2 separate regions of the Mus musculus genome follow, and region 2 is linked to region 1. A link is a loop called in an ENCODE intact Hi-C map of the cell type or tissue named here. Cell type or tissue: left cerebral cortex. All regions are shown on one strand. Links, peaks and the distances in the headings refer to the core of each region. The heading gives the core; the rest is flanking DNA.

Evidence for each region. Hi-C counts contacts between places; a loop is a spot of excess contacts. Peaks named below come from ENCODE experiments on the same cell type or tissue, not always from the same donor. Only the 100,000 strongest peaks of a DNase experiment are listed, where the experiment ranks them.
Region 2: a loop joins it to region 1, with 4 times the contacts of the local background. A loop is called at or near these places in 3 of 42 quality-filtered maps.

What each region holds. Positions count from the first base shown.
Region 1 is chr7:70,326,851-70,341,518 of GRCm38, reverse strand. It overlaps Gm29683 (predicted gene, 29683), which reads left to right and starts at 3,697. Exons shown (of 4, transcript NR_131145.1): 1 at 3,697-3,816. In left cerebral cortex, for the core only: a CTCF peak has its summit at 6,392; a DNase peak (open chromatin) is centred at 6,404.
Region 2 is chr7:68,367,123-68,381,790 of GRCm38, reverse strand. No RefSeq gene overlaps it. Among named protein-coding and RNA genes, the nearest start is that of Gm16158, 21 kb to the right of the region's middle. In left cerebral cortex, for the core only: CTCF peaks have their summits at 7,391 and 7,592 (motif pointing left); DNase peaks (open chromatin) are centred at 7,357 and 7,573; H3K4me3 peaks cover 266 bases.

The DNA of each region.
Region 1 (14,668 bases), core at 4,962-7,461:
CCTGATACATCTGTATGTGCTGTCCTCCATTTGTAATTTGAAAAACAATACTTTATTAAGGGATTTAAGTGTATTGAAAATAACAATGAACCATTTTTCTTAAGTCTCTTGAGAATTTTTTAAACTCCACATTCAAGGTTATAAGGTCTATCCTTAGTCTGTATGACTGAGGGAAAGATGTGTTGGGGGTGGGGTTGGTAACCAAGGCCCAAGGAACTCAGAGATGGAACACTGGTAAGACTCTATCTTTTGGGAAAGAGGTTGTATTTTCCCAAAGTCCTATTGTATCCCACAATGGTATCTAGAATGCATTTTTTTAAAGCTATCAATAGCTGCTACCTCAGTAGCTCTGGAGTTTTAATCTTAATTATATTATTAAGTGAAGTACCATTCTGTCAGGGCATTGAACATGATTTATGACGTCTGCCTATTAAAGGATCGATTGTGAATATCGCTACTATCATCTATCAATATTCTCAAGCCTGGGGTACTTCTCACATTGGGTTATTTGTGGTAGCAGAATGACAGACTGTGGGGAAAAGACTATTTCTTCTCCTCAGAGCTGGCTTTCCAGGTGCAGCAGGGAGAGAGAGGCATGGAGTGCCAGCAGCCCTCCTGAATTCTTACAGCATCTTACACCTAGAGAGGATGTAAAGATTTTTCCCCCACTCCTTAATGCTAAAGCCAGTGAATTCTCCCTGGGGGCTAGTAGAGACGGAAGACAAGAGCTGTTTTTAGGGAAGAAGTAACGCCTGCAGGTCGATACCAGGGGAGAGCATTTCCTAGCTGCCAGGTGATTTTCTGTGAGACACGTAGGAGGAAAAAACCAGCAACGAACAGCCTTTATAGGAGGATGGATGGATGGGGTCCGGGGGCAGATTTTATTTTTTTTGAACAGATGCCTGGCCCTGCCTCTGCCTGCGGACTCGGAGGTGTTCAATTTAGGGAATCAATAAAAGTTCTCTGCTCCTTAGCGCCCCTGCCTCCACCTGCTCTTGCTGCCTCTGCAAAGGTGGAGGCGGGTGCTGTGAAAGACACAGTGTCTGGGCCTGCTGGAGCCAGCCAGTTCAGGTCTTTTGTCTCCAGACAGCGCAGAGCCTGGTGTTTTCCACACTCAGGGGGCATGATACTGGCACCGGGTTATCATCTCGTCTCTGGCCCTCAGTTTTAGGAGAATGGGGGCGACTCTCCTTGTGGATGGAAGCCGGAGAAGCCCAGTGGGGCGGGGCCTGGAAAGACCTCTGTGTTGCAAGGGGCAACTAGGGCAGGGCTTTATGTCTTGTCCTAGTCCCTTTTCCCTGGACCCTTGCTCGAGTGAGCACCCAGAGGCTGGCACTGGAGACCCCTCTCTGACTGGTCATGCACTGGAGTCAGGCAAACACCCTCTGGCACTCATCTAGCTTGGAGCGGAGGTAGTAGCAGACACCTGGGCAGTTGGAAGCCCAGGATGTGGACTGGCCCCTGGGTGACTAGCAATTGGCACTTGCCCACACCTGGACATTGCAGGCCCACACCATACTTTCCTCTCAGGATTCCAGCAAGAAGAAGAAAAAATGTGAATCCAGCACTGCCTTCTGTCTCCCCAGGCCAGAGGCTGGGAGCCACAGGAGCCACAGTTTTCAGGAAGGAATTGGGATTCCAGATGGGCATGCCTTGGGTTTGGAACCTCCTAGATGACCCACAGCACTCTGCTGCCCTGAACAGCATAGAAACCATGATCTGGGCCTAACCAATGCAACCTCATTTATCTGGATGCCTGCTTCCCCAGCCTGGCTGCCTTGCTTCAAGGCCTTCCCTTTTTTGGCTAGAACCATTTGTTTTCAGGTCTAGAAACTACCTCAGATAAAGGTCAGCGATGGACACATTGAGAGTGGAGTCTCAATAAATGTAGCTGGTTTTCATGCCAAAATGAGGCATCCATTTTCCTTTATAAGCAACCTCCTCCTCCAACACACACACACACACACACACACACACACACACTTCAGTCCAGCCACCATGTAGGCAGGTCCTCAGACCAATCTTTATTTTGTCTTGGGGTGACTGGATATTGGCTGCCCCTAGTCCTTCAGTCCTAGATTCACAATCTCCATTTGAGACACTCTGGATGAAAGGGAGGAAGGTGGACTCTCTTTAGTCTCTCTCTCTCTCTCTCTCTCTCTCTCTCTCTCTCTCTCTCTCTCTCTCTGTGAGTGTGTGTGTGTGTGTGTGTGTGTGTGTGTGTGTGTGTGTGTGTTGGTGCAGACCTGGGCTGCCACAGTGGAGTCCACAGCAGCATGAACAAGTCTCAGCAGGTCCCCAATGTGCCCCTCATCTTGGGTCAGCATCAAGAAAGGAGGGTTTTAGTTAAATAAGAGCTTCCTGAGAATGGAGAGAGAGAGAGAGAGAGAGAGAGAGAGAGAGAGAGAGAGAGAGAGAGAGATGCTACTCTTGATGATGGAGGAGAAGAAGAAGAAGAAGAAGAAGAAGAAGAGGAGGAGGAGGAGGAGGAGGAGAAGAAGAAGAAGCTGGCTTCCAGTCTAGCCCCAATCATCCAATCATCCAAAGGCCAGTGGCAAAGTACATGAGGGAGAAGGATGAGGTCGTTCTTCTATGAATAATAGAGACGGAGACCTTAACCACATTGAAATGAAGTCATTTTCTTCCAGATTCCTTGGTAAGCTTTCAGTGTGGCCCCTTCTAGAGAATGCACTATGAAAAGTAGAAAATACAGGTACAATGGCCATGTTGCCATATTTTAATTGTACTTCGACCTTTTTATTGGCACACATATCATGTCATTATTATTTCAAAAGACCTTTTAGCCCCCCGTGGCTCCTTGGGTCAGCTGTAACTCAAACTTAACCAGATTCATTCACTCCTCTTCCCTCTTTCATCCTTTCTTTCTTTCTGCCCAGCTAATGGATAATTTCGGGGTCTAGGTTCCTTTAAAGATCAGACATTTTGTTAAGATAGACAACTTTTGCCCTACTGGTTCTTAACCATTTTGTGGTGGGAAGACCCAGGCACCGTCCTAACAGTCCACTTCACAGTCTGCATTGTACCTTAATCGCCAAAACTTTGCCCCAATTTTTAGGCAATAGATCTGGAGCCAGGGAATCAGGGAGAAACCAGTGGCCCAAGGAGTTAGATGAAGGCGTTAGATGGGTCAAAAATCAGCAGGTTGGAAGGACAATGGGGTTTGTACTCTGTCCAACCTTCGCATGACCTTGAATCTCCCGTCTTGATCTTTAAGGGTGCGGGCCTTAGCTCTCTGCAGTTCGCCTCTGTAGTTTGTTTTTAGACTAGTGCACTAATGCCTGGGCCGTCCTTCCATGCACTAAGGCACGCTACACACCAAGCTTTTCCCAGCACCCGGGAGGAGGCGCTGGTGGCCGGGTCGCGCGTCTCCTTCCTCCCAGCCAGAGTTCTGGAGCCCCCATTTACAAAGCCTCACTTGCAAAGGGGACACACACACACACACACACACACACCCTCACTCACACCCCACACGCACTGCTTGGAGGGCAGTTTGATCTTGTCTCATTGGCGTCTCCGGCCTGAAAAGAAAATCATTTGGGTAAACAGCCAAGCTTCCAGGCTTAACGCCCCGCTCCCGCCTCCGCCCCTCTGTCCCTCCCGCCTCCCCCACTCCCCTTCAACCCCACCCGCCACCCACACTCCGCTCCGCTGCCTGGCCTCCAGCGAGCTCCGCGCGTCTGAGAAGGAGCTAAGGGCTCCCTGGTTCAAAGGGCCGCAGCCCCGAGGGAATGCCCTCTTCGTGTGCCCCGGGGTGCAGAAGCAGACTGCAGGGCGGTGGGACCAGCCTGGGCCACGGTAGGAATCTCGAAACCTCATGCACCCCTAAGTAGCTGATCCCAAGGGAGGGCACAGGGGAGTTCCGAGCCCGAAGGGACAATTCGGCAAATCTATCGCAGGCCGGGCAGGGACCGCTGGCTAGTGCACCTGCCGGCTGCTCCAGATCCTGAATGGGTCATCCTGGGTCCCCCCAACTACTTCACAGGCGTTTGTCCATTTGTGTGCCCTAATAGAGCATCGAGCCTTGAGTTTCTTTGGCCTCACTGCCTTGCATATAGGCACTTGGGTAGCTGATGACCACAGGCCCCCACAGCCTTCAACAGGCCTGAGTCCTGGAGTAGCCTTGAATCTAGTACTAAACGATTTCTAATGTTTGATCCCTCCCAAAGGAGAGTTTTTTCATATAACTGTAAACATAATTGTTATTAATATGCCCCCAAAAAGTGGTGGTTAAAAGGATACTCGACTCTCTCTAGATCACACTTTCAAGGAGAGAGAAGCTTGAAATCTGATATACTGATGAGATTATTAGACTTGATTAAATAGTGATTGGCCCCCACACCAGTTCTCTAAGGAACAGTGTCCCTCTCCTCGGTAGTTCTGTCTCTTCTCTTCTCTCCTTCTCTTCTCTCCTCCGTCTTCCAGGCGCGCAGGCTCACACTAATTCAGGAGTCATTAGCAACACCCTCTGCATGCATGGCTTGCGTGGGGGAAGCATTGTGTTCAGTAGCTGTTACACTAACTCTTGCACCGCATCTTGCGGTAGGAAGTGTAATAGCAAGAAGATCATTTTTTAATCCTCGGGCTTTATTTTGTGTGCGTATGCCTGTATGTGGGGGTGGGGTGGGAGTGGGGGTGGCTGCTCTCAGAAAATATGAATTGAGACGAGCCGTGTGGAAGAGAAAGAAATGGAGAGGACCGGAAAGAGGGAAAGAGAGAAGAGTAAAAGTTTCCAATTTAGGACTCAGAACCTCCTTCAAATTGAAGCTTTGGGGCTTGAGGTTCTTGTGAACTTTCTTCCGTCTGTTTTTGTCTCTGCACCTTATTGCCACTGCTCAGTGGATGCTAGGGCCCTCTCAGGAATTGCCTCTTAGCTCCTAGATCTATCAGCAACCATCTTCTCCACAAGTTAGCATTCTCACCTCAAAGCCTAGGAACTCCCAAGAACCTGGTCATGCCTCTACAGCTGCCCCCTGGAAAGATGCCCCTTAAATCCTGCTAGGAATGTGAGATATCTCTCTCTAGTATGATCTCTCAGGAACCTGTTTTAACTTAGTAGAAAAGGGACAAGCCAGCCAGAAAACTAAACTGGCTATTTTCCTGGTGCAGCCCTATAATTTCTGAGCGGGAGCACTGAGAGCCTTCTAATCTGCCGTGCATGGAGCACAGGTTGTAGAGAGGCAGAGAACTCACACCGCCTCTTGCCCAGGCTGCCCAGAGACTACCCTACCAACCCCAAGGAGCACAGAATTTTTCCTAAGAGGCTAACTTTGGCTTGCTCAGGTAGAAAATAAAGGGGGCTTAGATACCACCACCATCTCTCCCTTCACCCACAGTTCTCAGGCTGGCCATCATTTTACCCATGGAATCTAGTTGAACACCCTAAACACACACAAGAGAGAGAGAGAGAGAGAGAGAGAGAGAGAGAGAGAGAGAGAGAGAGAGAGTTAGAGAGAGACTTAGAGAAAGAGAGACTTAGAGAGAGAGAGAGAGACACTTAGAGAGAGGTCAAACACATAAGTAAAAACTACATTAGATGGAAGTTCCATGTCGCTTTCAAAACAGATAAACCACACAGTTCTTCGCTGGCCCAAAAGCAAGGCACTCTACATTCAAAATTTATTTTCAGCATGGAAAGGGTGTTGTTTCTTATTACACTTGGCTTTGGGGTGAAAAGAAAATGAAACAAAGATTCACCATAGCATAGCAGTGAGTTAATTTTCTGTGTATTTTATAGTCTAGTCCAGTGGATATATTTAAAGGAAGATAAACACCTTAACTGACCAACTGGTTGAAACAAGGGCAAATAGTCAGTTGCACATTGGAGGAAAAGAATGTGTAATTCATAATTCCTGGCCATTGTTACTTTCATTGGTCGAAAGGCAGACGTGCTGAGGATTGCGTTTTCTGATTATGTCTGAAAATGGAGAGGAACCAGGCTCCAATAGGCCAGCCACAGTCCTGGCAAAGCCTCGGTGAAACCCCAGCGGTCAGAAGGAATGGATTTCTGTGGAAATCATAACTGGGAGGTTATAGCTTCATAGGCCCCGCTTCATGGAAGGCATGGGCCACGGCAGAATGACTTAAACACACCGCAGCCTGAACTGGTGGCCTCCTGACTATGTGTCTCATTCATTTTATCTTTTCTCTGAATGCAGCTTAGGTGACGACCGTTGAGCTGTGAACGTATGCTTCTGTGTTTTTTTTTCCTTTGCGCATCTCCTTTGAGAATTGTGGGTCACAGATGATGGTGTTCTTTTGCACCAGTGGGGAAAGAGGCCTGTGTGTTTCGGCTTCTTTGGAGATTTTAATAAGGAAAAAGAACGAGTTAGGCTGCAGGAGATTTGGAGGCTTGGTCGCGTTATTCCAGTTTCCGAAGCGAGGTGGCGCTCCAGGGCACTGCACTGCGCCCGGGTTTCCGCAGCTGAGCACCAGCTTCGTAGAGTTTGCTCTGGAAGGCAGTAAAGTCCAGGAGCGATGTAAACGCAGAGTTCCTAAACGTTCTGTGCAGAGTCCAGGGGTACTCAGACTCTCTCAGGCCTAGTGGCCTACATGAGTAAGAGAAGACCCGAAGCCGCTTCTGGGGGTGAAGGGGGGGGGAGGGGAGAGGGTGGCTGCAGGGAGGGCAGACCAGCCAAGGCCCGGGCAGGCTCTGTGTTGAATCTTCCTGGAATCTCTAAAGTTCCAACTCTTGATGGGTCCGGAGCGGTTCTAGAATGCTGTAGAGAGAGCTCGGCCGGAGCCATCCTCCCTATTTCCCTATCTGCGGTGGGCTGGTTAAAATTCACGGAGGAGGTTTCTCCCCATCCACTGGGCTCTATCGACTTAGTCTCCCACCCTCTCACCCCCACCCCACCCCATCCAAAAAAGAAGAAACAAGAAATAAGAGGAGGATGAGGAATAAGAAGAAGGGTGTGTGTGTGTGTGGGGGGGGGGTGTATTCGTGCATCCCATGGCTTTCATTTTGTTTTCCAAACTGGATCTTTTTTCTCTTTTTTTCTTTACTGCCATTTCTTCTCTTCTGTTTTCTTTTCTGTACATTTTCTTTCATTCCCTTATTTCGTTAGTTTTTGCAACCCATTGGTGACGAGGGAGGGAGGGAGGGAGGGAGGGAGGGAGGGAGGGAGAGAGAGAGAGAGAGAGAGAGAGAGAGAGAGAGAGAGAGAGAGAGAGACCAAATAAATGGCAGCAAAAAAGTGAAGAAACAATTTTGATTTATTGCATGGATTTCAATCCATGCGATTTCGTTTTCACCTCGCTTCTACATTTCCCGAGTCTCAGGCTCATAAAGGCTAATAAAGACGCAGGAGAGGAAATGCCCCTTAGACCTCTTTGGAAATGATGATAGAAGTAATAGTGGCGGTAGTCCCTCTGCGCAGCACTCCTGTATAATGGAGATGTCACTGTGGTTTTGCAGTGTGGCTCCGAGGACCAACAGTCGTGCAAAATTTGTGCCCATGCTCTGAGGGCCTCTTTTCAGCTTCCGGGTCTAGTGGGTCCCCTGAACCATGCGATGTTCTCCTTCCCCAGTGGCCTGTACCTTCAGGCTGCCAGGAAACTTTTTTCCTCCTCACAGTGTTGCAAACTTGCAGCTTAACTGTGTGTCTCTTTTAGCCCCCACTTCACCCACTTTCGTCGAAGTTTTAAAGCAGAAACAGCAGGATTTTGAACCCAACTTAGGACTCTAGAGAAACTCAGAGGACCAGGTCATTAGGAATGTTAACGGACAACCAAGAATTATAAACATGATCTGAAAGTCTCTTCCAATTCATTTAAGTATTTATTTGTGCTAAGTGATGAAAGGTGACGGATGAGAAATAGACATCTTTTAAAAATAATGATGTCAGAGGAGCCTTTACCCTGTCGATTGCTATAAATCAGCGTTGAGAAAGACAAACGGGGGGGGGGTGTTATTTGGCCACCTAACGGGCTGCATTCACTGGGCTGCAGTTGGCCTGTCAGCAACGTGAAGCAGCGGTGAAGCTTTGGTCTGGGGAATGGCAAGGAACGAGGGGAGGATCAAGGCCCACAAAGAGCCAAAGGGGGACATGCTGGTGAGCCTGCTGGTTTCCACTTGAATTCCCATACTAGTGATAGATTTGGCTTAAGGTAGTGTGTCCAGGCCAGGCAGATGACAGGCCTTAGGAATTCGGGGAGGCTATAGTCACTCAAAGTTCTGAATGTCACATTATAGAGGGAGAGCAGGCTCTGTTTCACAGTCTGTCAGGGGTTTGGAAGACTCCATGAATGTTACCTTTTGAAAATACTCCCCCACCCCCGTTCTCTCTCTCTCTCTCTCTCTCTCTCTCTCTCTCTCTCAATTTTCTCGGCCCAAGAGGAAGCTTCATGCTCTCTATGACACAGACTGGTCTCCACAAGGAGAGAGGATCCGAGCCCTATAGGTAGGAAATGACAGGTGTCTGCAGGTTTGAGGTGAAGGTTGCTGGCGCTGCTCTTGTACCAGCCAGAAGATCAAAAAACGACTTCTGAAAAGGGCAGAACGGGGTGGTATTTTAAAGTTTACACTGAGCTTGTAGAGACAATCAGTTCTCAACCACTTCCTTTTCAGTCACAGAAAGGCCTGGAGTGCTGGGATAGGGTTTGAGAGAGAAACGAGCTTAAGGAACCGGGCAATCTTGCCAGAGACTTCTGCCCCTACCACTTTTCACACCTGCGCTGCCCAGTTTCCAGTTCAACCCTGAGCCAGAGAGGCTGCCTAAGCCTCTGGCCTCTGGGTCTGCCTGTTTTGTCCCTTCCAAATGCTTCTAGCAGGCACAGATGCTCTCACGGTCGCGTCCCTCTGGTGCATCTTGGAGAAACACTGGCAAACAGTGCTTTTCTGAGGAGCAGAAGGGCTGCTTAAGCGCCAGCAACAGGTCCATGCTGAGATTCCTCTGTCCTTCACCGGCCCCTCCTTCCACCCTCGCTACTGGGGTCCGCGGGGTAAAGGGGGGGATCTACTTCCCCCTTCCTCCTGGGTCACCCACAACAACCCAGGAAGGCAAACATCAGGTTTGCACTGTTTCTTTGGATAAACGCCTGGCTAAATGCTTCTAATAATGAATGGCCTTTCGCTGGACACTCGCTTGAACCGAAGAGAGGACCTCACTGGAGAACACCAAAAAGAAAATAACTAGAAAGTGGAAAGGAACACGGCCGGCGGCGGCCTCTAGGATCCAGACAAAGACATCTGAGTCTGTCCCTTTGCAGTCGCCCATCTCTCCTTCCTGCCTAGAGATCTGATTTGGTCCTACTGCGGCTCCCTAAGAGCCTTTAGATCCGACGTCCCTTCACTGGGGACCTTGAGCTGAGATCCCAGGGCTGGAAGGCTCCGATTCTAGCCGGAGCTGGAACCTGGTGGCCTCAACACTTGCGGGATGCTGCTACTGGGCCACAGTCCCTGCCTTGCCCACAGGAACCTAAACATCCCCGCGTCCTAGGTTAAGGTGGTTAGGGCGAGGGGGTAGGCTCCTGGACCAGCCAGGTCGAAGCGATGAAACAGCAACTTCTTCTTCTTCTTTTTTTCCCCCTGGCAGGGAGGAGGGAAATTCGTCGGAGGAGGTCGGTGGAGACTCCTCCTTCGCTCCGCCCGGAGGCAGCCAGAGCTCCGCTAGCGGTGCGTCTCCGCCCGCCCGAGCGTTTCCATAAATCAGGCCGCTGGCAGGCTGCTAATTAGCTCCGGCCGAAAAGAATGAGAGTTCTGTAGCACACGGTGGGTTGGGAGTGGGGGCCCAGTAGGTGGGAGATCAGAATTCCCCAGGATTAACGGGGGGACTCCTTGGGGGCATCTCCGCGCTCCCTGCCCGAGCCACCTCCGATCACCTCCTGCCAGCAAAGGCCCGCAAGTTCGGGCCTCCAGATCCCGCGCCTCCCGCACTGCGCGCACCTCTGCAGTCGACCTGGCCCGCCCACCCACGCCGAGGCCCCCTCTCCCACTCGCTGAGCATGCCTGGCGTTAATTAACTCCCCCTTCACCCGGTGCAGTATCGGAAGACTTTCAAAACTCGTCCCAAAGTGTTTCCTTCTCAAGCCTGAAGGCAGCGTTTGGAACGACCCGCAGAAAAGGGGGGCGGGGTGTGGATCTGGGGGAAGGGTTGGTTGCACCGGGATTTGAGATAACAAGACTTCCCCAGCGATTGTGTGGGTAGAGGGATGGGCTGTTGTAACCTCATCCCCTCTCCCCTAGTGAAAAGGCAAGACGGTCAGGGAAGATTAAAAATAACATTAAAGTTGGATTATTGATTTCCATGTAAATTGCCAGCCGAGAGAGCTACTTCTGTTTATTTTCTCTTTTCCTCCCCCACGCTTCTCTAAGCCCTCTGGGCTCTGCGCCCTCGGAGCCATTCCCACCCTCCTTAGGGACGAGACTCCTAGATGACATCACCAAGGAGAACGGCGGCCTCCCCGCCCCTGGCCTCAAGACCCCTGAGCAGAGATTGACAGGTGTCTCTAGCAAAGACAATGCCTTCCAGGTGTCAGTATTCCCGTTCCACCCCTCCCACTCCGCCCTCTTTGCTCCTTTCCCTTAACAACTCTCCTACCCACCCACTCTTCCTCCACGAGGCTTGTTCCTACCCCACCCCCACCCCCAACTCCTTGCTCTTTGCATCTGGGCACTAAGCTTCAGGTCCTGAGACTTAGGCAGGGAGCCGACGCCGAGGGGCCCGGATGGCGCTGGTGTTGTTTGTGCCCGAGGGGGAGGCCAATCCGAGATGCCAAAGGCTCGAGTGAGGGTCCAGGAGGTGGCAGGGCCCAAAGCGGGTAAAGGGTAACCGAGTGAGCATTTTCAAGGAGCCAGCTCAGTCTCTAGATTTCTGTCTTGACGTTATTCTCTACCCTCCACCCGCGATCTCTCCTCTTCTCTTCTCTCTCTCTCTCTCTCTCTCTCTCTCTCTCTCTCTCTCTCTCTCTCTCACACACACACACACACACACACACACACACACACACACACACTATAACAGACGCGAAGATAATCCCACCATCTGGCAAATCCCAAATTTGGCGGCCAGGCTAGGAAAGCAACAGCGACATCTCATCCGGAGAGTGGGTGTCTGGTCCTGCCCCACTCCCCGGAACTGGGGAAAGGGCGCTCGGCTTTGCACTCACTAGTCCCCATCTCTTCAACGTCCTTGCCCTGGCCTGGTAATCTTGGGTGCTTTCTCCTCATCTGAGCAACTACTTTGGGATTCAGAAGAGAGGTGATGCAGTTAGGGTTCTTCCGCCGAGCAATGAACTGAAACCCAAATTCAGCTTTATTATGTATAACCGAATGTAATTCATAGCTAGGTGGCCTGTCGTCGGCGATTTAAATCGCCTGGTGATAAGGATCGCACTTATTAGATTTCTTCAAAGACACTGGGGGTTTCTATCTCTCTCTCTCTCTCTCTCTTTTTAAAGGAGGGCATTTGTGCTAAATTGCCCAGTGCTGGTGTGATAACTGTCAAAAGTTTGACATCAAAGGGGCTAATATTATTCAGTTACCAGAGAAGCTGTCTGTCTAAATAAGAATATCTTAATTACAGCATCACAAAGGTAGAAAAGGGGTCGAAACTGAAAGGGGAGAGGTATCCAGCCTCCTCCTTTGATGCGCTATCTATATTACACGGATGCGTGTTCTTAATCAGGCCTAGTCCGATTTCCTTCCCTCTCCCCTTCGGTTCTCTGAACTTTATAACTATATGTAAACACGGCGTCACTGAGGACATAATCTTCTTGGGTTCTTATTAGAAGAAATTTCCATCCTCTCCCGTTCTAGATTAGGCAGTGGAGTCCGCTCCATCAATGAAGGGACGAAGGTTTCGTGGACAATAATGTGGCAATTGTTGATGGTTTGTGACCCATAAAATGTGGAGGTGACTGTTCTGGCTTTGGTATGTAATTATGCAAAACACTTTCCATAAAGACTTGCCATTCGATCTAATGGCAGTTCCTCTGGTCTATTTCAAAAAAGGGAGGGCCCATGTACGGAGAGAGGAAAGTAACATTTGTTTTAACACAGGTTTTATGGGTGTGTGTGGTATGGAGGGAGATAAATACAAACACGTCCTATCTCTGCCCAAAGTATTTTTTTCAGTCAAATTAAAATAATTACGAGGGGGTTTAATAAGTTAATCATAGCAACACGGCATCCAAACACGTAGAGGGGGTGTCAGCCCACCTTCTCTGGACCCGGGACTGCTTCATATTGGTGATTCATCCCCAGGGTCTGCTTGGGCGCAGTTTTGTCTCTGTCTCAACTTATTCAACAGGGCAACCTGTTGGGCTCTAAAACTCCTGTCAGAGGCTGAAACCAAGACAAGGGCCTCCAATGTCTTCACCCTAGTGCCTTGTAGGTGGAATATTTATTTGGCAGAGAGCATTTAAATATAGCAGTTCTATTTTAGGAATTATGCCCATCTACTCCCCCTCAGTACCCTTTATCCCCACTGTAGCAGGGCAAGATTGAATGAATGTCCAGGGCAGGAGTCACTGATTTGGAAAGAAAATTTAAACTCAGTACACTCAGGGATGCACGGGCCCCAAACTGGGCATGTTTGAACCATGGAATGTTCCCCCGCCCCCCTGCACTTTCTGAGATTTTGTTTTGTTTTAAATAAAAATAAAAGGAATCTAAAAGGCCAGGAGGAAAATAAAGTGGAATCAAATGGAGGGTCATCATTGGTCTACAGCCAGCACTGACTGCTGGTTAAAAAACAGGAGAGTGTGTGTGTGTGTGTGTGTGTGTGTGTGTGTGTGTGTGAGAGAGAGAGAGAGAGAGAGAGAGAGAGAGAGACTAAGCCCCCATCTTGTTGGAGAAGTGTCCCATGTCCCAGGGCTAGATGTCAGAGAGTGAGTCCTGGCTGACTGAGGCGCTGTGACATTGTACGGGCACTTGCAGACACTGGAGATAGATATTTTTTTCCAAGGGGGAAACTGATGATTAAAAAAAAGAAGAAGAAAATCATCTAAATATCAAAGTGACACAGGGGAGACCTGGAAAAATATTTAAGCTAATGAAAAGCAAATAAAGAAGCTGGCACTTAGGCTGAGAAATTAAATATTATGTTTAAGATGGTGCTTTTGTACGGGCTTGGAGATTTCCGATTCATGTTCACATAATAAACACTCAGGTTTGTCATCTGGAGGTGCAAATCTGAAAGATATTCCAACAAATGAAGTGCTGGCAGCCGGAGGAATAAAGAGATCGGTGCCTGTCAGGGGTCAGGCAGCTTGAGATTGCTTCTAGAGATCTTTTGAAAATTTCACAGGATTGAAGGCTTAGGGGCTTCACTGCGCTCGCATTTCAAACTCAGATCAGTGGGATCACAGTAAAAAATAGAGGTCTGGAAAATTTTGATGCAAAGATGGTCATGGTTGTAGGGCTTCTCTCCGTTTTCTCTGTCTGTCTGTCTGTCTGTCCCACTCCCCCCTGCTCTCTGTGTTTATCTATCTGTCTGCCTGTCTGTCTCTGTCTCTCTCCAGATATTCTGACATGACTGTGATCCTGTGGATGACAAAGTCGTAAAAACAGAGAGAGAGAGAAAGAAAGAAAGAAAGAAAGAAAGAAAGAAAGGAAACTACATCCTAGTCCTAAAACTTCCGTTTAGTCAACAAGAATTTGAGTTCTTATTTCCAATAAAAGACTGAAACAACAAACAAACAAAAACAAAACAACCAAAGCAAACAACAAAAATAAAACCACCCTGAAGAGTTCACTTCTAGCAAGCATCGTATGTTCAAAAGAGCTTTAGATTTCATAATTAATGACTGACTACTACACGCTTAGAGTTTTGCTTCTCATTTCCCCTCCATGGGATAATACTTCATTTAGTTCACACTCTAAGATCAACATCCACTTTGATATTAGACAAATTGTCAATATTGTCAACTCTATACAAATCAGCATCTACAGGCATTATTGCATGAATATACACTTAAACACAGGCACCCCTCCCCATCCTTAAAAGATTGGCCCGGCTGTCTCTTTAAAAGTAAAAGCTCACTCAAATTTTGCTCCCCAAGATATCAGCACTTCCTGGATCAAATAAATCAATTATCCCAATGATTGGCCCATCAGGGGGAAACAATAAGAGAATCCGGATACTATGACTTATATGTGACTAGAACAACCTAAGAAACTCTAAAAGGAGAAGCAAGGGGCTGGGTATGCAGCCAGGGGAGCATTCAGACACCACCCTGGGAACAACAACCACAACAAATCTGCAAAGAAGCAAAAGTGAGAACCAGAAAAAACAATTACTATATATGATTGGGCAAACTTTAGGAAGAAAAAGGGAACTGATTTAACATTGCTTTGGCTGTTTTAACTCTGACTGTTGGAAACAGGTTTTTGTTTTTTGTTTGTTTTGTTTTAAGAAATATTGTGAATTAGAATTTAGTCTTCTTGAGCCCCAAACCATGACCATGAGAAAGGAGATTTCAGTGTGTGTCCCTGCAGTGCACACATTACGTGTTGAGAAGTATGGAAGAGGAGACATGTGGAGGGGGAGGGGGGAGGTCTGTTTTTTTAACACAATAATGTACGAAGGTGGACAGAAAAAGAAACGTGCAGATATTGCCCTGATAGGTTTCCTAAATTCAAATCTTTGAACATTTGAACCTTGTCCTGGTCAAGGGAGACACTCTAGGGTTGGAGTGCAGAGGCTAA
Region 2 (14,668 bases), core at 6,462-8,961, 2.0 Mb after region 1:
TTCTTCCTTCCTTATTCGCAGATACCTCTGCTAAGTTTTACAGGACAGTGCCGTTCAAGTTTGGTTATCCACAATAAATCCCTGTGATATGAAGGTGATTATCTCCTGGCTGGAGTTTCATTTGATCAATTACTTCCCCACAACAGGAACGTGCCAACACCCATTCTGCCCTCTGCCTAAGACCTCTGAGCAGATCCTGTGTAGACACCGGGACCATCTATGCCAGTTGCACTGTGGCCATGTGCTCATCTGTGGGCCTCCTTCACTGACTGATGGCTTTCAGCAGGACACCAGTTAGGCTCAGGGGACATCCTGCAGCATCTGGAGACATTTTTTTCCAGACTGGAGGAAAGGGGTCTAGAGAGACCGCTCAGTAAGCCACAGTGTTGATTGTGTAAGCGTGAGGACCTGAAGTCAATCAAATATCAGCACCCAAGTGAAAAGCCAGCCAGGGGCATGCACACCTGTAACCACAGCACTGTTGGGGGTGGGGACAGGAGGATCACTGGCACTTGCTAGGTGGCAGTCTGGCTCCAGATTGGTGAGAGACCATGCTTCAAAGGAATAAAGCAGAGACCAAAAGATCAGAACATTTGGTGTCCTCCTCTGGACTCCAAGTATCTGTACAAGTGCATGTGCCAGCAGATACACAAGTGCACAAGTGCGTACACAGCGCACACACACACACAAGCACACACACAAGCTAGAGGGGGGCACTACAGCATCTAGTAGGTAAAGACAAGAGATGCTATGAGGCATGTTGCAATGTACAAGGCAGTTCCTTGACATAAAAGAGTGTCCATAATTATAAACATGCTGAGGACAACAAAAGTAATTATGAACTCCACACAGGCAGCTACTTGGGCTTTGCCAGCTTGCTATCTGTCTCCAGACCCTAAAACACACCAACTGCCTCATAGCAGGTGAAGGAGGGGAGACAAGAAAGAGGCAAAAGAGAACTGGAGAGATGGCTCAGTGGTTAAGAGCACGGACTGCTCTTCCGAAGGTGCTGAGTTCAAATCCCAGCAACCACATGGTGGCTCACAACTATCTGTAATGAGATCTGACACCCTCTTCTGTGGTGTCTAAAGACAGCTACAGTGTACTTATATATAACAAGAAGTAAATCGGGACCCCCAATGAAGGAGCTAGATAAAGTACCCAAGGAGGTATAGGGATCTGCAACCCTATAGGAGGAACAACAATATGAACTAACCAGTACTCGCCCCCCCCCCCAGCTTGTGTCTCTAGTTGCATATGTAGCAGAGGATGGCCTAGTTGGTCATCAATGGGAGGAGAGGCCCTTGGTCTTTCGAAGATTATATGCCCCAGTACAGGGGAATGCCAGGGCCAGGAAGTAGGAGTTGGGGGGAGGGTTTGAGGAGCAGGGCGGGGGGAGGGTATAGGGGACTTTCAGGATAGCATTTGAAATGTAAATGAATAAAATATCTAATAAAAAAATGAAAATAAATAAATAAATCTTTGGGCCAGAGCAAGCAGAGGTCCTGAGCTCAATTCCCAACAACCACATGATGGCTCACAACCATCTGTACAGCTACAGTGTACTCATATGCATAAAATAAATAAATAAATCTAAAAAGAATAAAGAAAGAAGGAGGCAAAAGAAAGAAAATGGGTAGACTACAGCACATTCACTAGGTGTATACATACACACACACACACACACACACACACACACACACACACATTGCAGGGTCTATGACTCTCCTGTCCCTGCTGGCAAGTGACCTGGGGTGATCCCATCCAAGCGACCACTACGCCAGCTGAACTACGCACACACATCTCGCCCAACACTTCACACAATGTTCCTCCAAACCCCTTCTATGTGGCCTTCAGAGAAAAACCCCCTGACTCCAGAGAGACATCATGCCATGCCAAGTCAGCTTACTGCCCCAGCATCCACAGCCAAAGCATCTCCCAGGGTTCACCCTTGATAACCATGGTGCAAGGGATGGGTATAGAGAAAATCGGTGACAGGCCTCACATTGGAAGGCTGAGTGCTGATGAAGAGTCCAGCAGCTCTGTGGCCACATTGGTCATGTGACACGTACTCTAGAAAACCCTAAGGAGCCAGAGTAGCCTTGCCAACAGATTCTGTAGTTAAGCCCTCCTCCTGTCTAGGCATGGGAAGTGTCTACACTACGTCCACCATGTATTACCACTATTGGTGCTTTGACATTGAGGCCTTTCCCTTCCGGGACCAAGTAATCCTTACAGAGTCAACAACTTGCCCCCAAAGTAAACTAACCGATGTACACCCCATACCCATATCCCCCTGGGCAGCTCACTATTCACCTGCAGTAATCACTCTAGTACCAGATGTCAGATGTGGGACAGCCCAGCACCTCAGAACCCCTGGCTATCACCCAAACGGACCCCCAAAGTCTTCTTGCCCCCCCCCCTTGCCTTCTCTTTCTGCAGACACCATAGATAATGACCTGGCCACCTCCTCCCCTCATGTCCAGAACAGCTATTTATAGAAAAATCACAGTCATGTGTCTACATCTGCCTATCCTACCATAGCTGGTTAAAACAAACCCCAAGTGCTCAAAATGCCAAACCTGTGCCCTTGGCCATAGGGGACAGGGTTGCTGGCCTGAGCTCATATGGTACCCATGTAGGCTTAGACCACAAAGGCACACCCAGCCCTCTGCCTCCTGGTATGCCAGCCCCTGTCAGTGATGGCAGCCCAGGGAGGTAGGGACACTATGCTCACACTGACTTAGAAGTTGCACACACTGTCCTCCTCTCCTGGATCACAGAAAAGTCTTGGACCAGGTAAAGGACCCAAACTAACCCGATAGAGCCAGATTTGAACCCTATCCGTAATGTAATTGTAGGTTCTCCATCTACTGCTGGGCTGCCTTCCTGCTGGGCACTGCAATGCATCAAAAACAAATGAGCCGGTTTTTTTTTTGTTTGTTTGTTTGTTTGTTTTGTTTTGTTTTGTTTTGTTTTTTCCAGGAACCAGCAAGGACCACACAGAAAGTGTACCAGTAAGGTGTGACTATTCTATCCATCCCAGAGATCATGCACAGTCTACTGTCCACAAACTCTCCCGGGTGACACCCAGTTATTGGCCAGTAGTGGCTTCTTTGACGACAATGGCGTTTAGCAGACCAATTGAAGAGAGGTGGCCCAAGGGAACCTTGCAACTGTTCCCTTGAAGCCCAGCCCTGGCAGAGCACACTGTGTAGTGTTTACAGCCATGCAACTGAGCCATGAAGGAGGTAAAGGGTATATTGTTTGCAGCCCAGCTGCTTTTAGGGGAAGACTTTATAGTGTGGCCCTGGCAGTGGGGACAGGAAACGGGGTCTGAGCAGCGTGGGAACCCTCCTGCTTCTCTGGTGCCTGAAGCCAGCAGGCTCATTAAGGTTTTCCACCATGGCTGAAGAGAAAAGCATTTTCCAGAGCACTCTTTGAAAAAAGAGCCACCTCCTGATGTTGCTGCCTCTATAGTCCCCACAGCAGCAGGGAAAGTTAGAAGTCATTGTCTTTAAGTTTGCTTCTTAGGCGTGCCTCACCCCAGGGGAGTCAGGTCTTTTCCAGTAGGTTCCAGTAGGGTGGTGAAGACGTGCCAGACAAGTTCAAAATAAAAGAACATTAATTTTGAATTGATTTTATTGTAAAGTAGAGTATGTGTGTGTGCATATGGGTGTGTATGTGAATGTGCATACATACATGCACGTACCTCTGTGTGTGTGTGTGTGTGTGTGTGCATATGTATGCATGTACATATGTTCATGTGTATGTATATGCATATTGTGTGTGTGCGCATGCGTTCATGTGTGTGATGGCCATAAGGGCTCTAAGTCACGATGCAGAGGTCAGGGGACAACCTTCAGGAGTCAGTTCTTTCCTTCCACTGTGGATTCATGGGATAGAACTCAAGACACCAGACCCGGAAAGTGCTAAAGCTAAAACTTACCCCACAAAGTCTTCTCGCCAGCCACTCCCCCTTTTAAAGTTTAATTTAAAATAAAGAACATTCTAGTTCTGGAGAGGCGTGGGGGAGAAGAATCCTATGTGCAAACAAATCAACGTCACAAAGGAAAAGGGAATGTTTTCATGTTGGTTCTTGCAGACCAAGGGAGCAAGGAGATGTCATAGCTCTCCTGTGCTTTGGGGAGAGGGAAGTCGGGGAGAGAGAGCTTGGGGGAGAGGGAGCAGTGGGGGGAGGGGATGCTCTACAGGGCATACATCAATAGACCAAATTAAAGCAAAACAGAGGGTGAAAGTGTTCATGACAAGCCCTGCCCTGTGACACGTGACTATGAAAGACTGCAGTCAGATGTGTGGTGCCTTCCCGGTCTGTAATCCCAGCGCTTCAGAGGCAGAGACAGGTGGGCCTCTGATCTGGATGAAGGGTGTTGGGAGCTCTGTGTAGCACCTACATCTTGGAAACTCTTGCAAATTTTAAACGAATTCCAATGTCTTTAGGTTCATTTCCAATCTAACCTTTGGACAGAGGCAGAGAACTTTCCACTGGAGGGTAAACTTGCATCAAGTTGAGATCAAGTAGGATATGGGTACCAGCTTAGAACCCAGGGGAAGTTCATCACTCATTCCAAATGTCTCCACCCCACACTAGGGCCTAGAAGCTCCAGCACAGTCTGGAGCTTGTAAACCAGAAGAGATGAAGAAAGCAGACCAAGGCATCAGCCTCGATCCAGCTTCTCAACAGACCAGCAGGTGAATCCCACACACCCAAGAGCAAATGTGCTGCAAATCGGGCTCCGTGGGATTTTATAGGGAGACAGGGGCATTCAGTTTTCTTTAAGGGCTGACCACTGGGAATATGACCATGCTCCAGTGAGAACATGGGCAACACAAATTAGACGTGGGTTTTTTTTTCTTCTTTTTGGGGGGAGGGGGCCTGGGAGGAGTGGGATGGGGTGGGATGGGGGTGAACTGTGTTGGAATTCCCAACTAGTCAATAAAAATATCATGTTGAAAAAACAATGAGGACTCAGGCTTCAAAGCTGTGAAGGAAAAGAAAGGACAGTAAGGGACTGTAAGGAAGTGCTGCCTGTGCCCTGGTCTACTGCCCTGACCCTACCTGCCCTTGGGGGTTGGAGGTGAGGTCATGATACAGACTTCAGAAGCAGGTGAGAAACAGTGCAGCAGCAAACTGCTTCCAGCTCCTTTAATACCCTCCACCCGTGCCCCATTGGTCCCCATTGGTCCCAAGAAAGCATCTCTTCTAAACAGCAGTTCCTGATTGGCTGGCATTGTCTGCATCCGCAATCCTTGGTCTCTCAGGCAGTCCTCCATTAGGTCCTCCTGCAGGAGATGCTTTTGCGGCTGTGCGCCCCGCCCCCCGGATTTTACATAGAGGTGGCCCCTCTGTTCCTGCTACAAGAGAGGACAGTGGGAGCTGATGAGGAGCAGACCCAGAGACATAGACAAGTCCTGCACTTGGGGGATGTGGTAAAGCCAGGGTGGGAAGTGGGGGAGCCGAGTACAAGGATGGTCCTGACAATCGTGTTGGTGGTAGTGTGGAAGTGTTGAGTCAGGGCGGGACAGGGCATAGCAAGAGCCAAGTGGATGTCAAGAGTGAAAGCCCAAACTGGTGAAACTCACAGAGAAGAGACTACTGTGTGGCTGGCACCCGTGTCTCACCGCCCTCCCTCCTCCCTCCTCATCTCTCCTCTGATTAGCCACTGCCTGATACAGGGGTCTTCTTTTGCCCCCTCCCCACCTCCCTGCGGCTCCTGGTAATATGGGAAGTTCTCCTCAGAGGATCAGCCTATCCTAAAGACATGGCGGCCAGCCAGGTCTCTCAGGGAGCTGGGGATGGTGGGAGCATGGTAGAGGGGCTGAACCCCTTCTTTTAATCTCAGTGTTTGCTTCTGTGAGCTGGTATCCTTCCCCCACCCCCACCCCCACCCCCGGGCCTCCCAGGAACCCACAGGGCCCGCAGAGCCCATGGGGCCCTAGATGGAGCTTCCAGATGCACAGCATGTCCTGGGGCCTTGTGGCTCCTTTGTGGCCCAGATGGCAATGAGTGGAGATGAATCCCGACAAGCCCTCCAGCAGGAGAAGCCTCCTCCACAGGGACACCAGGGCTTCCTGCAGCCTCTACTACTTGATCCTTGAGGGCAGTGGCTTTAAGGGAGAAGACATAGAATCAGGCCTGTTTGAAACCCTACCCCTTCTATGGGACTGCAAACCCCTTCAGCTCCTTGGGTCCTTTCTCTAGCTCCTTCATTGGGGACCCTGTGCTCCATCCAATGGATGGCTGTGAGCATCCACTTCTGTATTTTCTCAGGCACTAGCAGAGCCTCTCTCTCAGGAGACAGCTTTATCAGGCTCCTGTCAGCAAGCTCTTGTTGCAAAGGATGGCCTAGTCGGTCATCAATGGGAGGAGAGGCCCTTGGTCCTGTGAAGGTTCTATGCCCCAGTATAGGGGAATGCCAGGGCCAGGAAGCAGGAGTGGGTGGGTTGTGGAGCAGGGGGAGGCAGGAGGGGGATAGGGGATTTTCGGAGGGGAAACTAGGAAAGGGAATAACATTTGAAATGTAAATAAAGAAAATAGGAAAGAAAAGAAGAAAGGAAGAAAGAAAGAAAGAAAGAAAGAGAGAGAGAGAGAGAGAGAGAGAGAGAAGGAAGGAAGGAAGGAAGGAAGGAAGGAAGAAAGAAAGAAAGAAAGAAAGAAAGAAAGAAAGAAAGAAAGAAAGAAAGAAAGAAAGAAAGAGGAAAGAAAGAAAGAAAGAAAGAAAGAAAGAAAGAAAGAAAGAAAGAAAGAAAGAAAGAAAGGAAAGGAAAAGGAGGGAGGGAGGGAGGGAGGGAGGGAGGGAGGGAGGGAGGGAGGGAGGGAGGGAGGGAGGTCTGAGAAAAAAAAAAAAGAAGAAGCCTGAGCCCTGCCCTCCCTCCCTCCCTGTGGTTCAGGCCTGAGCGTCCAGTGTTTCCCATCTGTGAACCGGACACTGTGTTCTCGTCCTCCTAGCTGCAGAGAGGCTGGATTCCATGAGGTAGTTTGGGTGGGTGTCTTTATGCTTATTACTATCATGGGTTTGTCACTGAGTCACCCAGCAGCCCCCTACAGCCCCACGCTCAGTCTCTGCATCCACACTGTGCTCTGGCACAAACTAATCTAAGCCCAGTTCCAGCCTGACCCTATCACCCCACTTCCCCCACACACTCCCATGCCCAAGCCCAAATAGGACTTTTTTTCTCTAGAGGCCTTCTAGGGGGTCCCTGGCCAATATCAACTTCATCAAAGCTGGCACAAAAAGAGGAGGCATTCGATCAGATCAGAAAGCTCCCTGTAAAAGAAAATAGCCTATCTCCGCTTCTCTAACTGCTCCTCCACCCGGCTGAAGCTAGTACTGTGGACAGGGAGATCTGTAACATTCTACATGGCTTTCCTGCTACAATCCCACAGTTGCCCCCAGCCAAAGCCTCGTGACTTTATATCATTTCCTGGGTATCTTAGTGAAATAGGCCTCAACTCACAGTGGCGCGTCGTTTTGGTTTTTTTTTTTTTTTTAACTAGGACTCCGGTGGGATCCAGGAAAACCTTATTAGAATCGATGTGCAGAGTCCGCAGGGAAGTGCAGCAGCGCCATCTAGTGGCAATTCTTGCTCCATGCATCTCCTGGACCGTCAAGATCAACTCGCATAGTAAATTACATTTTACAGTTTTAAACCTACCAGCTTCTGCTTCCACCTCCGTATGGAAGGCAAAAACAAAACTAATCACAAAAACCTACTTGTCTTGTTATTGCTAAGGGTCCTAAAGGGGCCGCTGTAGCCAGGTTCCCTCAATTTTCAGGCGGGTCATGGGCCTGATGCTGGAGGCCTTCCAGAAGATTGCATCCTTGGGTAAAAACTCAGAGAGTACACAGGAGCTCAGCCAGAACTCTGGGCTGCCGTCTGTCTAGGGTAGGGCCTAGGAATCCACTTCCCTACCTAGGCTACTGCTACTTCTGTCAGCACAGTTGCAAAGCTCTTCCGCAAAGGTCTGCGCTGATCTTGCTCTGGCTGGACTGGCAAAGTTCTGTGGTTCTCAGCCTGTGACTCTTTAGGAAAAGCTCAGGGACAGAAGAAAGGGATGGCAACAGTGCTAAGCACTGGACCTGTCTTTCCTAATCCCACACAGCAGGCAGGACCACCATGGGGTAATGGCAGGCCCAGACCTTGGTCACAAAGGCAATAGGATCCAAACACAGCACCCAAGTAGCCGGCGAAGCCTTTAAGGGCCACCACCTGCATTCCCAGAACCTTGGCAAGGTGGACATCTTTACAGCACTTGTACCAGAGGCGGTCTGTGCTAAGATCTATCTCCACAGCACAGCTTCTGCCCTGGTTCAACCAACACCATTCCATCTGTCCTTCCTTATACTACAGTCCTCAGCACCAAGTTCTGTCTGGCACTTGGGCCAAAAGATGGCTCCGGTGTGTTCATGCAGTCAGGAGCGGTCAATACTCTGAGAGCCTGCCCTCTGATACACACAGCCAAACTGGGGGAAAAATAATTCTCTGAGTGGGATTATGCATTAAGGGCCTTATTAATAAGCACAGCACCTAAGGCTCATGAGAGTGTCCTGATCGGATTTAAAATGTGAAGGAAAAACTGCAGTCTGCCCCAGATACTATTTAACTTCATAACAGCAAAGTAGCAAAATGTAATTTTTAACTTTTATGTAGGGAAAGGTTCCAGAAGGCAAAAGTCTCCAGGAGTGTCTCAGCAGCAGGGTAGATGGACTTACCAGGCAGAGTAGGACAAGCAGGCAAAACATCAAAAGCTTCCCTCTGTCATGTTCTTGTAGATTGGCTGCCATCAGAAGGTGTGGCCCCGATTTAGATGGTTCTTCTAGCCTCAAATGATACAGATTTAGGATGGGTCTCCCCACCTCAAATAATACAATTAAGAAAAAATCCCTCACAGGCTTGCCCACCTGTCTCAAGCCAACCGGATACCCTGAGCCACTTTTTGTGCTGGGAGTGCCATGTTTAGATCTATGTCTCACACCACCACCACCACACACACACACACACACACACACTAAACCGCATGAGGTGAGATGCAGGGGACAGGACAGGCAACCATCCAGGGCAACTTCTGGAAGAAGACACAGATGCGGGAAGCTGGTGATGCTCGTTGTCCTCTGCGCTGCACGCTGCATGGTGCAGGCAGCTAGCTGTCCATGCGTTTTGGCTGGCAAGCCTCAAAAAGCTACCTGACCTCCCAAGATCCCTTATGTCAAAGGTCAGGCTTTGCTCGGAGGGAAATAGATCCCTGACATTTTAAGGAGACTTCAGCATCCGAGGAGGAAGCCTAATCCACAGAAAGTGTTCTTGGGTTTAAGGGAGGGTAAATGAGTGCATACTTCTTTACAGTGTGCTACATTCTCTTGCTGTGTTCCTCTCTGCTTTTTCTTAAGTCGGCTTACCCGACTCTTACAAAGCCAACAACCTCATTATGTGAAACAGCCTCCCAAGGAAACTGCCAATCAAAACGTACTATCACTGGTCCCAAATAAAGGTTTGTCTCAAAGTAAGGTCCCGGTTAAACTACTGAGTTTAACACACTGATCATCACACGCTACTCAGAAGCACCCAGCATCTAGGCTAGGATCGCAAAGCTGGGCAAGTCAGAGCTAACCAGTCATCCTGGTGCCTAGATGGCATACTATGCTATCTGCTCCTTATGGATTGTGATCCTCAAACATGATCTCACCGTTGCTCTTTACAGTCTGGTCTGTGTTCCCCCATCAAGAGGCCACTGCATCCTTAGCCCAAACTTGCTGAGATGTGATCTTATGCCGGACTTGTGGTATCCTCTGCGACTTCCAGCATCTCTTGGCCTGAGCCAATTAGACACCTCTGAATCCTGACTCTCCTCTCTTCTGATCATTGCTGGGTTAATGATGGACATGGAAGACAAATAGCACAGGGGTCCCAAGCAACCAGGCAACCCTAGACTGAGCACAGCCCCCACCTACCTGCCTTTTTGCCTATCATCATGCTATTTAGCCAGTGTTCAGATGTGTGTGTGTGACCAGTCTACATGGGAAGACAGGAGCCAACCATCTCCTGAAACCGAAGAGGGCTTCAAGAACATGTAGAGGAAGATCACCACACTCCGTTGTTGAGGAATTTTAGAGGACACCCTGAGGCTCTCCATTCCCACTCACAGTCCCAGAGCAGCCCGAGATACCCAGCTCTGCCCCTACTTGCCCTACTTAGCCATCACTAAGAACTCTGGCTGGGAAACTCACCAGGTTGGGCCCAGCCCATCCTCCCCCTGGGCATGTCCTTAAAGGATGCATACCAAGGCCACCAGATTGACAGAATCTAAGTGTTCCTGGAGCCTCTCCTATCTACCCAAGCTTCAACTGATCCTTTGCTTCAAGCCCTAACCTAGCTTCATGGATCTCCTAATCCAGGCTGAATAATACCCCAGTTGGACTCTTTGCTTCCAATCCAGCCTCTAGTATTAGAATGGACTGAGGGCAGCCAGAGGAGGAGCAACAAAGGACCATTCTCCCTCCATCTTCTGTTCTCATCTGTAGCGAACTGCTTACTCTGCTGATCCGCTGGCATTAGCACACTTTGAGACCTTATGGATGTTAGGATGCTGACTGTCAACACTAGGGTGAAACTAGGATGCCAGACCCCTTACTGCTTCTTGTAGAGGATGCTGCCGCATTAGCCAGAAGCTCAAGGAGGCAGGGAACATGCCTACCATGTCCAAGAGTCTGTGCCAGTCCTCGGCTTAACAACTGGTCCATGAAGGGAAACTCCTGCAGAAAGAACGCCCACAAGAACTGAACTTCAACCAGGCAGAAGCAGCCTGAGCTCAGAGCGAGAGTCCCAGAGGCAAGAGATGCACAGTGGGTGGGAGGATCTTGGATACATTGTAACCTGGGCATCCTCAGCAAGTAGACAGACATCCACACACCTCCAGCTTCCCAGTGAATCCTGCAAGAGAATCATTGCTGTCCTTTTACAAAGAGGCAAAACTATCCCCAAGCACCTGGATGCCGAGGCTGAGAAGAAAATGGCAGGTAACATAAAAATAAAATTAAAAAAAAAAAAAAAACTAAACTAAACTAAAAGCAAATGTGTGTCCAAACTGACCATCCAGAGAGAAAAGAAAGCTACCCCAAATCACAGAGGGATACTGAACTTCTCTGACTGCCAGCTCCCTTTCCCACTGGAAGCTGTTAGGACTGTGCCCTATGTGCGGGGGAGGGGGGGAGCAGGAGCTACAGGAAGAACGGGAAGGGTCCCACAGCTATGTGCACCCCAAGGCAGGCTTGGAGAAGCAAGCAGCCTCCAGGCCGCCCATTGGGTGCCTCGTGCTCTTTGAGAGAATTTGTGACCGAGTTTATTTACTTAAAATAATTAATTTTGTTACTAATATGACTTTAGTAACAAAATTATAAAACTGTGAAATCTGTGCTCCTGTTGCATGCTTAACATTTTTATCAGTGAAAGGAGGTGGGAGGGAGAAAGGAGGAAGAAGAACGTGGAGGGAGGAGGAGACAAGAGGGGAAAGAGGACAGAGGGGGACAAGAAGAGGCGGCTGGAGGCCCCATTCAGAAGTCTCCACTATATTTAATCTTGTCACATCATTCAAATGTGGGATACGGGTTGGTCCTGCCTAACCCCTTTTTAAAACAGATGCATTCTGTTGCACTAACACAGACGCTGGGGGTTGGGGGGGGGGGGAGTGGGGCGGGGAGGAGGGAGAAGGGGAGGGGAGAAGAGGCGGAGGGCGGGGAGGGAGTGGTACGTTGACACTCACTATTTCTTCCCCTGGGGCGAAGGGAAATACATAGTGTTATTAAGGACACATGCCGGTGGCTGGTGGGAGGGTTCATAAACAGTGTCTTCTTGGACTTTGCAAGATGAGGGTGAGAACCCCAGAGCGTGCCCCGGTGGCCTTGGTTTGTACGATGCTGCCATCGTGTGGCAACTGCAGGTATTGCTCCCGGAACCCAGGAGCGCATGCGAGCACAGCTTGGTTTATGTTACTGTTTTGGTTTTTTAGTTTGCTTGCTTGCTTGCTTGCTTGCTTGCTTGCTTGCTTGCTTGCTTGCTTGCTTGCTTGCTTGCTTGCTTGCTTGCTTGCTTGCTTGCTTGCTTGCTTGCTTGTTTGTTTGTTTGTTTGTTTGTTTGTTTTGAATGATGGGTCAACTAAGCTGGCAACCAAGTTTTTGAGGGAAATGAGATTTAAATGCTGCTATCTGCTCTGAGTCTCCTCCAGGACACGTTCCAAGCCACATGATGTGAGCCTTCGCTAGCTGAGGCAGAGATGTGTCTCAGCGGGGTGGTCAGAAGGTTCTATATAAAAGGCAGTCTCCAGCATGGGACTTGTAAGATATCACCTGAGCTTCTCCTTGTTCCAGGGTTGGACTCCGTGTTCAGAGTCCCTGAGGTCCTCTGCGCGCAGAGTCAAAGTTTTCTTAGACGATATATATGTTAGAAGTGGTCTGGGTCCCAGAGCTAGGGGGTGGGTGCCTGGGGGTTCCACGGCGTCCAAACGCACAGCTACGGCATCTCAGGAAGAGTGGCAGACAAACATAATCACAGACAGAACTAGGAACCGAACAGACAGGAAGAAGAAAACCTGCAAGTCACGATATGACTTCATGGTTACCACTACTGCGGCAGGTGGTGGTGCCACTATCGGCTGGTGCCAACACAGTCACAGGCGGGGCCACCAGCTGACCTTCTGTGGCCCACGTGGTAGGGAATGTGAGCCCAGAAATGACAATGGGACAAACATGGAGGTGCTACCAGTTTGGGGCAAGATGGGGGGATGGATGGTCAGCATCACCGAGCCTCAGCTCTTAAAGCAAATGCCAAGAAGAAAGAAGTGCAATCCTGTCTGGAGATGACTCTGGATGGAGTGTGGAGTCACCTGGACTGCATTCTCTGCCATTCAATAGGGCAGAGCCTGTGACATAGATGAAGCATGGTGGGCAGGGATTCTAGTCTCAATTACACACCCCTGAGGGCAAACTCTGCAGGTCAGAAATAAACAGACCTTTAGGATCCTATTCGGATCCGTCCTAAGACAACCCTCCCATGCTAGGATCTGAGACGCTCCAGTCTCATATAAAATGCTGTATTTGCATAGAATTTGCACGAACTCTCCCGAAGACTAGGCTATTGCTAGGTGACACCCAGAATCTGATGCTTAAATGGCGTGTGGATAGTTGTTAAACTGCATCACTGGGGGACATAACGACAGGGGAGAACGGGCTTTCGTGTTTGGTCGCACCGGCAGCTTTTTATGGCATGCTTTCCGGGAGTTGTTGAGTGCACAGACGGGGAAACAGTAAATGAAGAGTGGCCTGCACAGTCAAGAATGAGGCGGATGGAACATTTACCGAGTAAAGGCTTCCGTGTCTGGAATTAACCCTTCGAGCTCTCAGGGGATCCTCATGGGGCTGTTGGTCCATACACATCCAGCAAAGTCCCTGAGGCTTGGGACTGCAGTGTCTGCAGGGCCAATGTTATCTATCAAAAGGCAGCGGGCAGGCCTTTAGAATCAAAACTTGATCTTTTTTTTTCCTAACATAGAAACTGTAGAATCCTGTAGAATTCAGGAAACTGAGGCAGAAGGTGGGCTGGTACAAGACCAATTAGGGTTAGAAAGGTCAAAAACAGAAAAAGCACAGCTTTAATCCCAGCACTTGGGAGGCAGAGGTGGACAAATCTGAGTTCAAGGCCAGCCTGGTCGACAGAGTGAATGGGCGCCAGGGCAGCCAGGGCTGTGCAGAGAAGAAGAAAAAGAAAAGAAACATTGTCTCAAAAGAAAGAGCAAGAAACCCTAAGTATTTATTTTTATTTTTAAAATGAATCATCATGGTGTTGCTTATGGACTCCATGTCCCCACATCCCAGACCCCCCCCCCCCCAACCCCCAGCCCCTGCCATGCCATCTCAGAGGGCCAGGCCCTGGGCAGTCATGGCTATTGTACTGCATGACAAGGGACATCCCATTCTGGCCTTAAGTTGTGTTTCCAGTATCACTAGGGCTTTCCACAGTTTTCTGTCCTGTGGCTTAGTAGTTTCCCCCCATTCTGCCTTCCCTGTCTACTCATTGTCAAGAGCCTCGAGGAAATGTGACATGTCTGAAGAAAATGAGGTTACAAAGGATTAGCCAGTTCCGTTAAGCAGCCCTTGACCCTTCACAGAAACACCTCAACGCTGTGACATCGAAGGAAATTACTCCTTCCTAATGTCTTGTCTGAAGCTGACCCAGGGCTTTCCCCTGGCCAGAGCTGGGGCTGGGATACCCTTAGACATCTTGCTCTCGTGTGGTGGTGCAAGCTCAGGACAGCAGGCACTCATTTCTCCTCCCTCTCCTGCAGCAGTCTGTGCTCTGAAGCGGAGACACCGAAGAGGAAGAGACGACACAGGAAACTTGCATCTCACGGTGTGATGGCTATTCTTGGTTGCCAACTCGACTACACCTGGAAGTAACTAAAACCCAAAAATGGAGGCCACACCTGGATTCACTTTTAGTCTGGATCTTTGAGGTGGGAAGACGCACATCTAATCTGGGCCACACCCTCTGCTGTCAGCCTATACAAAGACATGGAAGAAGGGAGCTTGCTCTCTGCCTGCTGGCCCTCACGCTCGCTCTCTGGCAAGTTCAATGTGGCATTAAGATCTATGTCTTC